Linked DNA regions of Mus musculus: region 2 is linked to region 1. Evidence: chromatin contacts called from ENCODE Hi-C data. All regions are on one chromosome and are shown on one strand. The core of a region is the stretch at or near the end of the contact, and the rest is flanking DNA. Distances in the headings are between cores, read along the strand shown. Region 1 overlaps Cacna1e (calcium channel, voltage-dependent, R type, alpha 1E subunit). Region 2 holds the start of Cacna1e (calcium channel, voltage-dependent, R type, alpha 1E subunit).

Region 1 (5,979 bases), core at 1,553-4,052:
CACATTTGCATGCCTGCTAGTCTGTAGACTCCATAAGGCCAGGCAAAGCCTTCATGGCATCACATATGAACAGAAGCTGAGAATTTTAACACATCTCTTTAATTAGATTCCATAAAGTATAAAAATAAAATATTGCAGTTAATGTTCATATAATACACTTATATTTTTTGTTTAAAAATCATTTCTGGGTGTTATATTTGTAAAACAAACAAACAACCCTGGTAAACAAAACCCTGAAAGGTGTAGAAAGGCTATTTGCCCAAGATCACAAAGAGAAAGAGTTGGAATTCAAAGTAGCACCTTCCATTTCAGGTTAGTTACAGTTCCCACAGTGCCTAAGCTGTCTCCCCCTCTTCCCTTGCTGTGAGAAGTCAATGATTAAAATCTACAGACTGGATTTTTGTTTTAGCTCAAATTTGAGAAATGTAGAAATATGAGAACAGTTTCGTTAGTTTGTTTTGTTTTTAGTGAGCTTTTCATTTGAGACAACAGAATAGAGGTTAATTAATTCCTATGTTGGATTAATAAAAGACCCAGAAAATAATTCACAGCACTAGTCAGACTGCTGTTATATTTGCCATCCTGTGTTCAGGCCATTGTTACCATGTATTCATATTGAATTTACAAGGGAAAGGGGTAAATAATATTATCTCCACTATTTGCCAGAAATAAGTAGCCATTCGATCCTTAGATCGTACATGTCCATCAGACCCTAAGCATTTAGGTGGCTAGGCCTGAGAAAGGGCAGCATGTTCTTTCTGTGGTCTTTTCCCATAAGAATCTAAGTATTGTTTCCTCTGTATAAGAATTCAAGGGATTACACAAATAATGCTGTTACAAAGTCAGAACACATGGCCTTGACCTTATGTAGAGACCAGATCCTGTCACTAAATTTCCTGAGGAATTTGGTAACCTCAAAGAGTGGCCCTTTTAATATCTCACGATGTCCAGTTTCTATAGATAAAACATCTGAACTTTAAAGGGAGAGTTCTGGCATATAGTAGAAAGATGGCCTGACATATGTCTGGGTTTAAGATGCGAATGTATATAATCAGTTCCATCCTCTATTTCTACATCCGTGGTGTAATGGAGTGCCCATGTGTTGTGTCTAGTCTTTGGAATTCCAAACCAGAACAAAAATAAATGAGCATGTGAGGCAGCAGAAGCACCACCAGCTCTATTCTCAGAGCAAAGCATCCAGGCGGCATCTGCTGCTAATGAACAGGGAGGGAACTTCTCTGTTTCCTCATCAGTCAGAGCTGACATTAGAAGGAAACCCAAAGGGCTGGGGACTTAGTGTCGACTTGCAAGCAAGAGGACCTGAATCCAAACTACAGAACTACCATCACCACCACCACCACCACCACCACCACCACCACCAACAACAACAACAACAACAACAACAACAATAATACCAAAGCCAAACAAACAGAATAGCTGGGTGCAATGGCTCATACTTCTAATCCCAGTAAAAAGAATGATTCTTGGGGGTTACTAGCCAGTCAGTCTAGACCAGTGGTTCTCAACCTATGGGTCGTGAACCCTTTGGGGATCAAACAACTCGTTCACGGGAGTCACATATCAGATATTTACATTATGATTCATGCCAGTAACAAAATAACAAAGTTATAAAGTAGCAACAAATATAATTTTATGGTTGAGGGTCACCACAACATGAGGAACTGTATTAAAGTGTCACAGCATTAGGAAAGTTGAGAACCACTGGTCTAGGCTAATTGGTGAGGACTTGTCCATTGAGAGATTATCTCATTAAAACTCTGTGTTCCCAAGCAAAGCTAGAACAAGTCTTCTCTAGGAACAGTGACCTGTAAAGAGATAGGACAATCACAAACACACCTGAATTGGCCTTCATTGGCCTTTTCTTACTCTTGCCATTCATAGTATGGGGTTGCCCCTCTTCCCATTCTGATCCCCTGTGAGGATCACTTACAGGTCCCCTCAAGACACAGAATCCTGAAAGAAGGTGAGCTGGAGTTGGATCTGGCTGACTCTCCATTTTGGTCTCTGCATGTGTATGCTAAGTTCGAGTTCCTAAATTTCAGTTATTGGATGTAAGAAACTTGGTTTTTGAATACTGTGGTAGAGGGCTTATTTCATTTTTGTTATTGGATTTATATTTGTGGCTGCGTTTGTTTTCCAGTAGTTTCCACGGGAGCCATAAATTGTTAAAATCAACTCCTATATGCAGCCAATTCTATATTTTCACAATAAAATAAAGTAGAAAGTAGAAATATCACATGAATAATCTCAAACAAAGGAAGGATGCCCCAAGCATGTATCATATATGCCTGGAGGGATAAAAGGAGAGAAGACAGATTTCACTTCCAAATCATGCTTATATTAATATGAAAATTGATTTCTACTTTGTGAATTTATCAAGCTATAAAGGAGCTGTTGTCACAGATAATTCACATCTCAGTTGATCTCTGTAGCTGGTGTTAGCCCATGAGGTAATGACAAGAGGAGCTTTGGTCAAGCACAAATCTAGGATGTATCATCTTGTTTGCTGAATCCTAGGGACCTGAAGTGAGGGTCACTAAAGCCTTGCTCTGGGCCATGCTGCCTTACCTCCTACCCCAACATAAACGAAAGGGAGTTGCTTGGCTCATCTACTGACAAAATATTTAGGAAGAACTGTTGTAAAACCCTCTGGGGAAAGACTACCAGCTCTTGGCTTATCCCCTAGTTCCAGAGCACTGCTCCTGATTCAGTGCATCCAGGGAGCTTTGTTTACTGATGCAGAGGCTCTTGCTGCTGTCATGGCAACCAGAAAGGAAGACAAAGCCTGCCAGGATGGACTGGCCTGTATGACTCAAAGATCTGTTTACCCACACTCCTGTACACACTTGCATGCTTCATCACACACACATTGGCATAGATTCACATGCTCATACCACCAGCACTCTGAAGTATATGCGTGGCAGGGGTGAGGAGGTGGGGGGAAGGGGAGGGACTTTACAGTGCACACAAATGCCACCCGATCACATTCCTATCAATCTTCAGAGTTCATCATTTCAGAAGGCTTTGCTACCCACAAGGGAACCTTGCCAATATCCTTCTATGATCCTTGCTTCTGGAAGGAGGGATTTAGGTTAGGTACCAAGAAAAAAAACATTGTCAGGCTTAAGTATTCTGAAGCAAACACAGAAATCAGCGAAGTCAGCGGCTGTGTGGGAGCTCTTGCTTTCACCGTGGTTCTGTTGGAAAGGAGACTGGGGTGATCCAGGGCAAGACTGTTCACCGCTATGTTTTCGGTGTTCAATGTTATGAACCTGGGGAACTTTTCCTCCCACTTTCCAGAGAAGCAAACACAGCCCCAGAGCAGGCAAACACTTTGCTGAAGGTCACACAGTTCAGTAACATTACAGTTATTTATGTCTTGGCCCTTGACTTGTTCCAGGAAGGATTTAAGGAGACTTAGGTTGTCAATAAAAGATGGCTAAAACAGAACCTGGCCTTCAAGATCCCATCCATTGTTGACTCTCATAATCAGGGTGAGTGTTCCGATGCAAATGCTCAGACACGCAGTGTTATCCACACTCCAAACTAGGCACTTTAGTGGGGGCCTCCTAAGAGCAGTGATTCTTCTTCAAATTGGTTATGGAAAATAAATGGCATTCTATGAAATGAAATCTCCAGCCTCTGCTCCTCCGCTCTATATCCACAACAATAAAGGAAAGACCACAGATCTCTCACATCAGGATATCTTGCAGCCACAACCTACAAAATTATCTGCCCTAGCCCAACTTTCATATCCAGAAAAGCTAAAGCAAAGAGAGGACCACTGGCTTGTCAGCCCATAGTTTACAACACATGGAAGCTGACCTGTGCATTTGTTTAGCTTGCCAAGCTCCACGCTCTCATAGCCTTTTAATCATGGAGATTCAAAGAGGCAGATGCCATAGGAACTCAAAGAAAGGATAACATTTTTTGCTTTACCTTCTAATCTGAAGTCTTTTTATTTTGTAGATACAGGGAAAGAAGGCCAGGCTATTTACCTGAAGTGGGGATAATGAATGAGTGGAAATTTGTTTCCTGTTTTGCTCTTTAATCTAAAAGTTGATGTTGGTAGTATTGAAGTACAGTGATGAAAGACTCTGACGTTGGACACACGTTGGTTTGGATCCCATCTCTACCACAGATAACCTGAAGAAATCTCTTAAATCTGGTTCTGCATCTGTAAACTCAGAATAAACACTGCAGCCATCTTAAATGGTCATTATGGGGACTAAATAACAAGAACAAGAAATCCAGTCTGATAGCTAGCACATAGAATTTACTCTGTCTTTTGTAAGTACTAATGCCATTTCTGAGAATATAGCATAACAGAGATAATTTATTCCCAAGATTCTCCTCTTTATCCGTCCATCCCATCTCCAAAACACAATTTCCAAGTGCCTGCTGTATCCTGGGCATTGTTTCAGAATATGATTGTAATGGTTAATCTTCATTGTCAACTTGAACACATTGAGAACAGCCTAGAAGATGGCATGGCACATACCAAGCATGTCTGTGAGACTGTTTCTGTAGAGAATTAACTGAGGAACAAAGATCCACCTTGAATGTGGGTGGCACTGTTCCCTGGGCTCAGGCTACAGATGGATTAAAAAAGAGAAAAGAAGAAACCTAGCAGAACCCTATCACCCTTTCTCTGCTTTCTGGCCTGAAAGGATATAACTGACAAATTCTAATGGACATTAAATACCGCGATGAACCGGACCTTCTGAAAACAGGAACCAAAGTGAATCCCCCTGTCCCTCCCATTTAATTGGTTTCTGACAGGTGTTTTTGTCACACTGAAGCAAAAGTAACCTACATATGATGATACTCAACATCAATCATTTATATGCAAATATTTATCCTCGGATAGGTTACATTCCCATGCAAGGCAATGGCAGAGGAGATGAGAATAATATGCAGCCTGGAGTATACTGACCCACGCTCAAGGGAACAGAAGACAGACAATGTATAGTAGGTCTGGAGGGAAGGACAGACTTTGTGGTTAAATGACCAGTAAAGGCCTCAATGAGTATACATGGGAAGGGCAAGAGGTATACAAAGGAGGGACTCATGCAGATGTATCTCGGGAGAGGCATGCCAGGGAGAGGTGGGAGGTGGCAGCAAGGACACAACAGCATTGGAGCACAGGGAACATTCTGGGCAGAGGCATGGAATGCAAGAAGCAAAGCAATATGGACAGAGATGACTGAATCAGTGGAAGATGAATGTGGTGAGGTAAGAAAGTGTGAGGCTAGATGGAGGGGGAGAAGAATCGATTCTTCACAGTACAACTAGGACACCATCACTTGGGATATAGCAGAGTAATTACAAGATTTGATTGAAGTTTGCTAAGACTGTCTCGGGCTGCCCTGTTGAGGAGAGACTGGAGGGGACTTAGAGACAGAATCAGCAAAGGCTTCTAGAACATATTCAATTGACCTTGGCCTTGGACAGAGTGTGACTATTGAGAAATATTCAAGTTCTGGATATAATCTGAAGGTAGGGCTAAGAGGACACACTGACCTCTCTGATATAGAGGGTAATCAAGGACCACCCTGAGGATTTTAGTGGCCAAGAAGGAAGAAGTGAAATTTACCAAAGTGGGAAGAGCATTGGGCAAAGCAGGGTTTGGAGTAGAGGAAGATCAGGGGCTCATCTCTGCATGCAACTCAGCTGGATTTCATAACACATTTATATTAAAGAACAGAAGAACCAATAGCACCATTGCTCTGTTATTTACACAAGATGTGTCCAGTGCTGCAAAGATCATTCCTGTGGATTGATCAGAGCCAGGGTGGCTTCTCCACCACCTTCTCCTCTGCTGCCATGTGCTAGAAAGATGCTAACAATTTTCAGCTGAACAAAACCCATTGTTGCTACTGCCACAAATAAAACTGAAAACAAAACAACCACTGCAAATATTCTTGAATGTTGCACTGTTTGTTCCACAAATTTCTC
Region 2 (5,979 bases), core at 906-3,405, 230 kb after region 1:
AAGCAAACGGAGAAGGGGGCTGTCTGGAGGCGGGGTGTCCTAAGCAGGTCACAGCAAAGGGGAACCTGGTGGGTGGGGAATCTAAAAGAACTGTAGAAGGTGGTCGAGGGAAGGGACCTTCCCTGAGAGACCAGTAGAGTACTGCTCCAAGGAGTTATTTGCAGCCGCCCGCCGCAGCATGCAACACAATGCAATCAGTCCGCCTTGTGCAGCTCACTGACTGGGCATGACTGCAGGGACCGGACCCCTCCCCCGCCCCAAGCCCCTATCTAAATAGTTCAACCCAAGCACTCTATGGCCCGGATCATTCTGTGGAGGTGGGAGGGGGAGGTGAGAACTGGAGAACAAGGAGGAGAAAGGGAGAAACCCAGCCAGGGGGTGTCTGTGGGAGGATGTGAACAGCAGCAGGAAGCATCACTGCTTAGAGATGCTGCTTCGTTTCTAATGAGGTGCTGCTGCCTAGAAGCACCATGCACCAGCCAATCCCAAAGCAGCTGAGGCAGGGAACTGGAGGGGTGGGGGAGAGAAGGCCAAAAACTAGAGGTTGGGGGCTGCAGGGGATGTTCAGGCCCTGGGGGGAAGCAAGATGCCTTGCAAACTAATACTTGAACCCCATCCCCCCCCCACCCCAGCCTCAGCTTTCTCACTGCTGCACACCTGAGAGGAGGGTTGGGGGAGGGAGCATGGGGCAAAGAGGAGGAGTCTCTTTTGCAGGTGTATTCTTCCCAAGAACCATGTCTCCAGAGGCACCAAAGTCCCTGTCCCCAAGAGGACCCCCCACATCTAGCCTCAAAACATTGGCTTGCCTCCTGTAATCCCCTGAAACACCCTACCAACCTCAACTCCTAATGGCCTTGACAGGCATGCAAATTCTTAGTGCAGAGCAGGCAGGAAGCTGCCTGATCAGCAGCCTGCATTCAGTGCGCTTGGTAAAACCTGCAAAGATGTTTCTTCCATCCTAGCCTTTTACTCCCAAACCATCACCTCCATAGATGACCTACCCACTCCTTGTAAAGAGCAACACCCTTGGCTTTAGAGAGAAATTGTTTGCACACCTCTGACCCTCAGCTGATGGGTTCAGGCCCAGTAGATCTATGGTTCAGTATACTGGGAGAGCAGCCAGGTATGGCAAACATTAAGAAGCAAGAGTAACAACCCAGGACCAAGAAAGGAAGAACACACCTCCTTGCCTGAAGAAAGAACTCCAACTTTGAGCTCTTTGGGCTGGTGGTGACATGATCATCTCCCCTGACAGGCATTCACTTTCAGTAGAACTTAAAGTTGGTCTCCAGAGTTAGCTGAGTCCCTAGCCCAACGCCTTTTTCATAAGTACTCATTTGTCTTCTTGTATACATGGGTCTACTCTTTGGAGCTTCTCATCTGGCAAATCCCTCCCAGAACCTCAACTTCTCTGCTGGCAGACAGTGCAAGTGTCTTCCCAGCTGGTAGGAATGGGAGCAGAGGGACTGGCTTAAGTGGTGGAAAAGAGAGAACTGATTATGAAAGAATCCTTGAGATTTGAGGTAAGCCAAACCACATGGAGTGCAGCTTCTGAAAGGGTTAGGACTTTGGGGGTGGCCAAGAAACAGACAAAGCCCAGAAAGAGGCAGATGTCTCCACACCAGGCACCTAAGTACACTTAGAGATTTCCACATGGAAAATAATCCCCAAAACCAAAAGTCTTACCTTGAAAACCACTACTGCCCAAATAGGTCTCCGGGGCATCAGGCTTGCCCCGTGAATGCAACAAGGTAGGGTGCACTTGAGCAAAGGGGCAAATTTTGGCACCAGGAAGGGGTGGGGAATAGATTCCATGCTAGGTGCCCCCCCTCACCCGATGGAATGCAAAGGGGGAGAGGGAAGTCATGGTGGGTAAGAAAGGATATGGCCAATCGATGAGCTTCTTGGCGTATTTCCTGACAATGTTATCTTCTCCGAAGATGAACAGGGATCTGTTGACCGTGAAACAGTTCTGCCGGACTGGTATGGGGTTGTACAAAGCCATAGTCCGCGCCCTCTGCGCTTTTGACTGCTTGTAGGCGGCCGCCGGCCCCGAGGCCGGGACGGGGGTTCCTTGTCGGTTCCTGCTCTGGTCCGAGTCTCCATCGCCTGAGCCTGGCCTGCCAACGACCACCGCCTCCCCGAAGCGAGCCATCCTGAAGTTTAAACAGACAGAAGACACACAAAGGTGATCGCCGAACACCCGCACACAACAAGAGGCAGAAAAGACACAGGCAGGCTCAGAGCCTTATCCACACAGGCGCAGGGACCACCGCCTCTGGGGACCCCTGCAGGCTCTTCAGCCCTGCTCTGAACTGTTGAATCTAAAGGCAACCTCTGCGAAGCTCCATTCCTCAAGAAAAAAAAAGAAGAAGAAGAAGAAGAAGGGGGTAGGGCTTCTAGAGGGAATATTTTCCCCCAAAATGCCAGCGTGGGGTGGTGTTCAGGGACCGGAGAGGGGTGGAGAAGGTCGGTCCTCAAACATAGCTCCTCTTCTGGCACACGTACCACCTGGCTGAGAGAAAGGCAGGCACTGGTCCGCTAGGTAACAGTTTGCTGATTTATTGGTCGGGGTGAGGGGTAGAGAGGAAGAAGGAAATGAAAACAAAAGAACTTTGAAAAAAATGAAAAGAAAAAAAGACAAGGGCCAGCTACGGTGACATGCTTTAGAACGCCAGCCCCTGCAAGTCCATCTAAGAAATTCCACAGCCAAGACTTGGCTCTTTAAATCTGCCAGCGGAGATGCATCCAAAGGTTGGAGAGAGGGAGATGGAGGTGGGGGGGAGAGCGGTACTAAGGTTCCTGCGTAAACCGCATCGCCCGAAAAATGAAGATGAGAAGTCGAACCAGCCGGAGAGGGGCAAATGACTTCACAGCTCCTGCTTTTGGGGTAGAAGTTGAGCAGCAACCAGAGAGCAGCGAAGCCCAAGTGCCAGCATCCGCCCAGAGCGCTCGCCGCTGCCGCCGCCGCCGCCGCCTCCCAGGATCAGCATGCAACAGCGATCCGCGGCTGCGCCGGGAAGAGGGTGGGAGAGCGAGCGAGCGAGCGGGCGGGCGGTCGCAGTGAGGAACAGGTTGCAGTCAGCCTAGCTAGTGATGGCAGGGCATAGGACTTAATCCACATACCGAACTTCCTCACCAAAGACCAGCTCTTTCTCCTCCCGGCCTTCCTGGCTACAGAGAGCAGAGACGATGCTTAAGGGCAGGTTGAGGAGCACAGCGCAGCAGCGCAGCAAGGTGGCCAAGGATCCGAGAGAGACGCGGGGGCGGGGCTCTCAGAGTCCAGCGTGGTGAGGCTGGTTTGGCTTGTGAATTCGTTTGACTGAAGGCTACCTAGGCAAGGGTCCAAGGAAGAGTCGCGGTTCCCTCAGGAGATGGAAAAGAGAGGCCCACTGAAGCTGGTGATGCCTGCAGACTCTCTGCAACAGATCAAAGACCTGTCCAGGAACACTCTCTTTGGTCCTAGGAAGGGTACTCAGGGCTGTGCCTCTTTCCATACTCTGCATAGGGTTCTGCTCGCCACTGCTCTAGTGGAGAGTAGGGACTTGTGCACCCCACCCTAGGATCTTGTAGCCTCTGCTTTGGATCTCCTAGGTTCCACTACCATCAACAGGGATCCCCAGGGCAAAGAGAGTGCCCTCTTCCTAAACCAACACTTAACAGACCTCATAGAGAAGTACCTCTGCTTCTCTGGGACCTTCTGTCCTATGGACCCTAAGGGACCTTACAAAGCAGCCTTCTAGATTGGGTTCCACTTTCCTCCTGGCAGGTGGCCCAGATATTCCAATCCCCAGACAGAGAGCCTAAGCAAAGTGCCCTCAAAATCCTAACAAAGGGGGTTTCCCACCCACCACCACCTTTTACTTTCAACCAAGGTCCATTGATCTTCTCAAACCTATGTCATTTTAAAAAAAAAAGTGTCTGAGCTGCAGAGGGAGGACATGTAGTCCAGAGAAAGAAGCTCTGTGTTTAACAATCTAGTCCTTGCCTACAGGAGACTCCGTGGACAGTCTATCCCTGTCCCCTCCCATCATCTGCACTGTCTGGAACATACTTTCCTTGACTTATGTTCACCCTTGGCTTCAACACATAGTTGTATCCATAACCTTTCTACGGAAGCGAAGGAAGCGCTGAGGGCAAGGGCTGGCTGAAGACGTAAGCAAAGGCAAACCAAAGCCCCAGTGTTGGAAGTCACCATGAGGGCAGCGCCACCTCGGCAGGCCTGAAAGGCAGTGTGTGAAATTAACTGATTAAGAGATAAAGTGGTGTCTGGGTGTTGGGCACGTGTATTCCTACTTGTATGTGTCTGTGAGTGTCTATGTGTGTGCACTGATACATGTCTGTTGTATGAGAATGTTGAGTGTGTAGGTGTGTGTGACAGAAAAGGGTCTGTGTACAAGAAATGCAAAGAAATGGCCTCAACACAGGGATGCCTTGCAATCACCCCTGCCCTCAGGAAGCGAGTGTTGACCCTGGGATTCATCGGAGATCATTTCAGATCAAATCTCGGCTGGAAGTGTGCCAGTGCCACCTGTTATTGTGATCTCACTTTGCCGAGGAGCTTATTAGGAGACAGAGTAAAGGAAGGTGGCTGTGAAGTCTCACTAGATGGTCACCTAGACAGAGTGGCTATCTCAGAGCTCTGTAAACTTCACGGGACTAAAAAAAATCTGATCTTCCATAGCAGAGGAGCCATACAAACCATTCATTTAGCAAATATATTTGCGTACATTCCCCACAACAGACACTATTTTAGACATTGGGGATTAAATAATGAGCCATATGGATGATGACATAAATGATGTGTCTTTCATAACTTCCACGAGATTGTATAGCCTAGCAAGCTCTGCTCTAAAGCTCACTTCAAGGATGAGACATAACACCTTCCTCATCATGCCTCTGTGTCTGTTTGCTAAACAGGGCACACTAGCCTTTTACCTTCCACAAGTACTTCCGAGAAAGACTAAGGACTCCTGCCTTGTCTCTTTACCCAGTAAGCCAAAATCTAGTACTGATTCGGGTTCCTCTTTCTTCCATACTCTGTGAGTCCTGTGACTGCTGAATTCTTTAGAAGCCTAGAATATGCAAGACAATACACTGGCCACACTGGGACCTCATGGGGCTGAGCCTAGCCTTCCTGCATTCCCACGGAGCAGGCTTTACCAACATCTAGGCAGAGTTTACTCGGGAGCAGGAATGGCTCTGTGGTAGAGTTCATTAGGATTCTTGGAGAAGCAGTCCCAGAGGGCCAGGGAAAATATTATGGCATCAGTAGGTTTAGAAGGGGGCTTGGTTTAAGGGCAGCAAAGCTGAGGCGTGTTCTTCTCTTTTCCCCTTCAACCTGAATGTCACAGCTTTGAGAGCTTTAAGACCTCTGGGTCTCTATACTGGCTTCCTTCTCTTCACTTTGCAACTTGTCAGGTGGATACCGTTTTAAAGATTAAATTGCACCAGCGATTGTTATAGCTACCAGTGTACATAAGCCCTACAGCAGGGCACTACTATAGCCCTCACAGCCCAGAGGAGCGTGAATTAAGGTGCTGATTCAGACCACAGAACAGCAGAGCTTCGGAGTCATGAGGTGTTGGTTCCGATCTGATAAAAGGCAGAGTGTAAACATCTAATGGATCTGATTTTCAGTTTCTAATAGCCATGCTACATAATTGCAACGTGTATATCATCAAGTGGAGACACAATGATGCTAAGCCTGTGGATGCCCTGCCTCCTACTCTCAAGATGAATTCTGACCGGTGCCTAAATATTCCAGGAACCACACTAAAGGGAACTATCAGGAGTGGCCAGAACATTGCCATCATGATCCTTGTATGGAAATCTGGTAAGTATGTTTCCCCCTGGTTTTACTGTTCTCTTAAAGACCACAAATGGAAGTGTGGAGAAGCAGCAACTGATCAGAACTCTGGAAACCAGTTTTAAAACCCTTGGAAAACCCTTTTCTCAGCCTCAGGGAGCCAGAAGTCT

What was found. A loop is a pair of places that touch in the nucleus more often than their neighbours do.
Region 2: a loop to region 1 is called in a map of left cerebral cortex, with 2.5 times the contacts of the local background. The contact joins the promoter of Cacna1e here to the enhancer-like site in region 1. A Hi-C loop is called at or near these places in 1 of 37 maps with a recorded cell type or tissue (left cerebral cortex).

The regions. Positions count from the first base shown.
Region 1 is chr1:154,497,854-154,503,832 of GRCm38, forward strand. The region is part of intron 7 of Cacna1e (calcium channel, voltage-dependent, R type, alpha 1E subunit); the gene reads right to left. Among named protein-coding and RNA genes, the nearest start is that of Cacna1e, 230 kb to the right of the region's middle. Within about 2 kb of position 2,803, at least 1 of the 3 ENCODE cell types and tissues checked has a DNase peak (open chromatin) inside an H3K27ac peak, as active enhancers do; it is left cerebral cortex, where a contact is called at or near this core.
Region 2 is chr1:154,723,765-154,729,743 of GRCm38, forward strand. Cacna1e (calcium channel, voltage-dependent, R type, alpha 1E subunit) reads right to left here and starts at 2,156. Exons shown (of 47, transcript NM_009782.3): 1 at 1,887-2,156. The coding sequence starts at 2,155.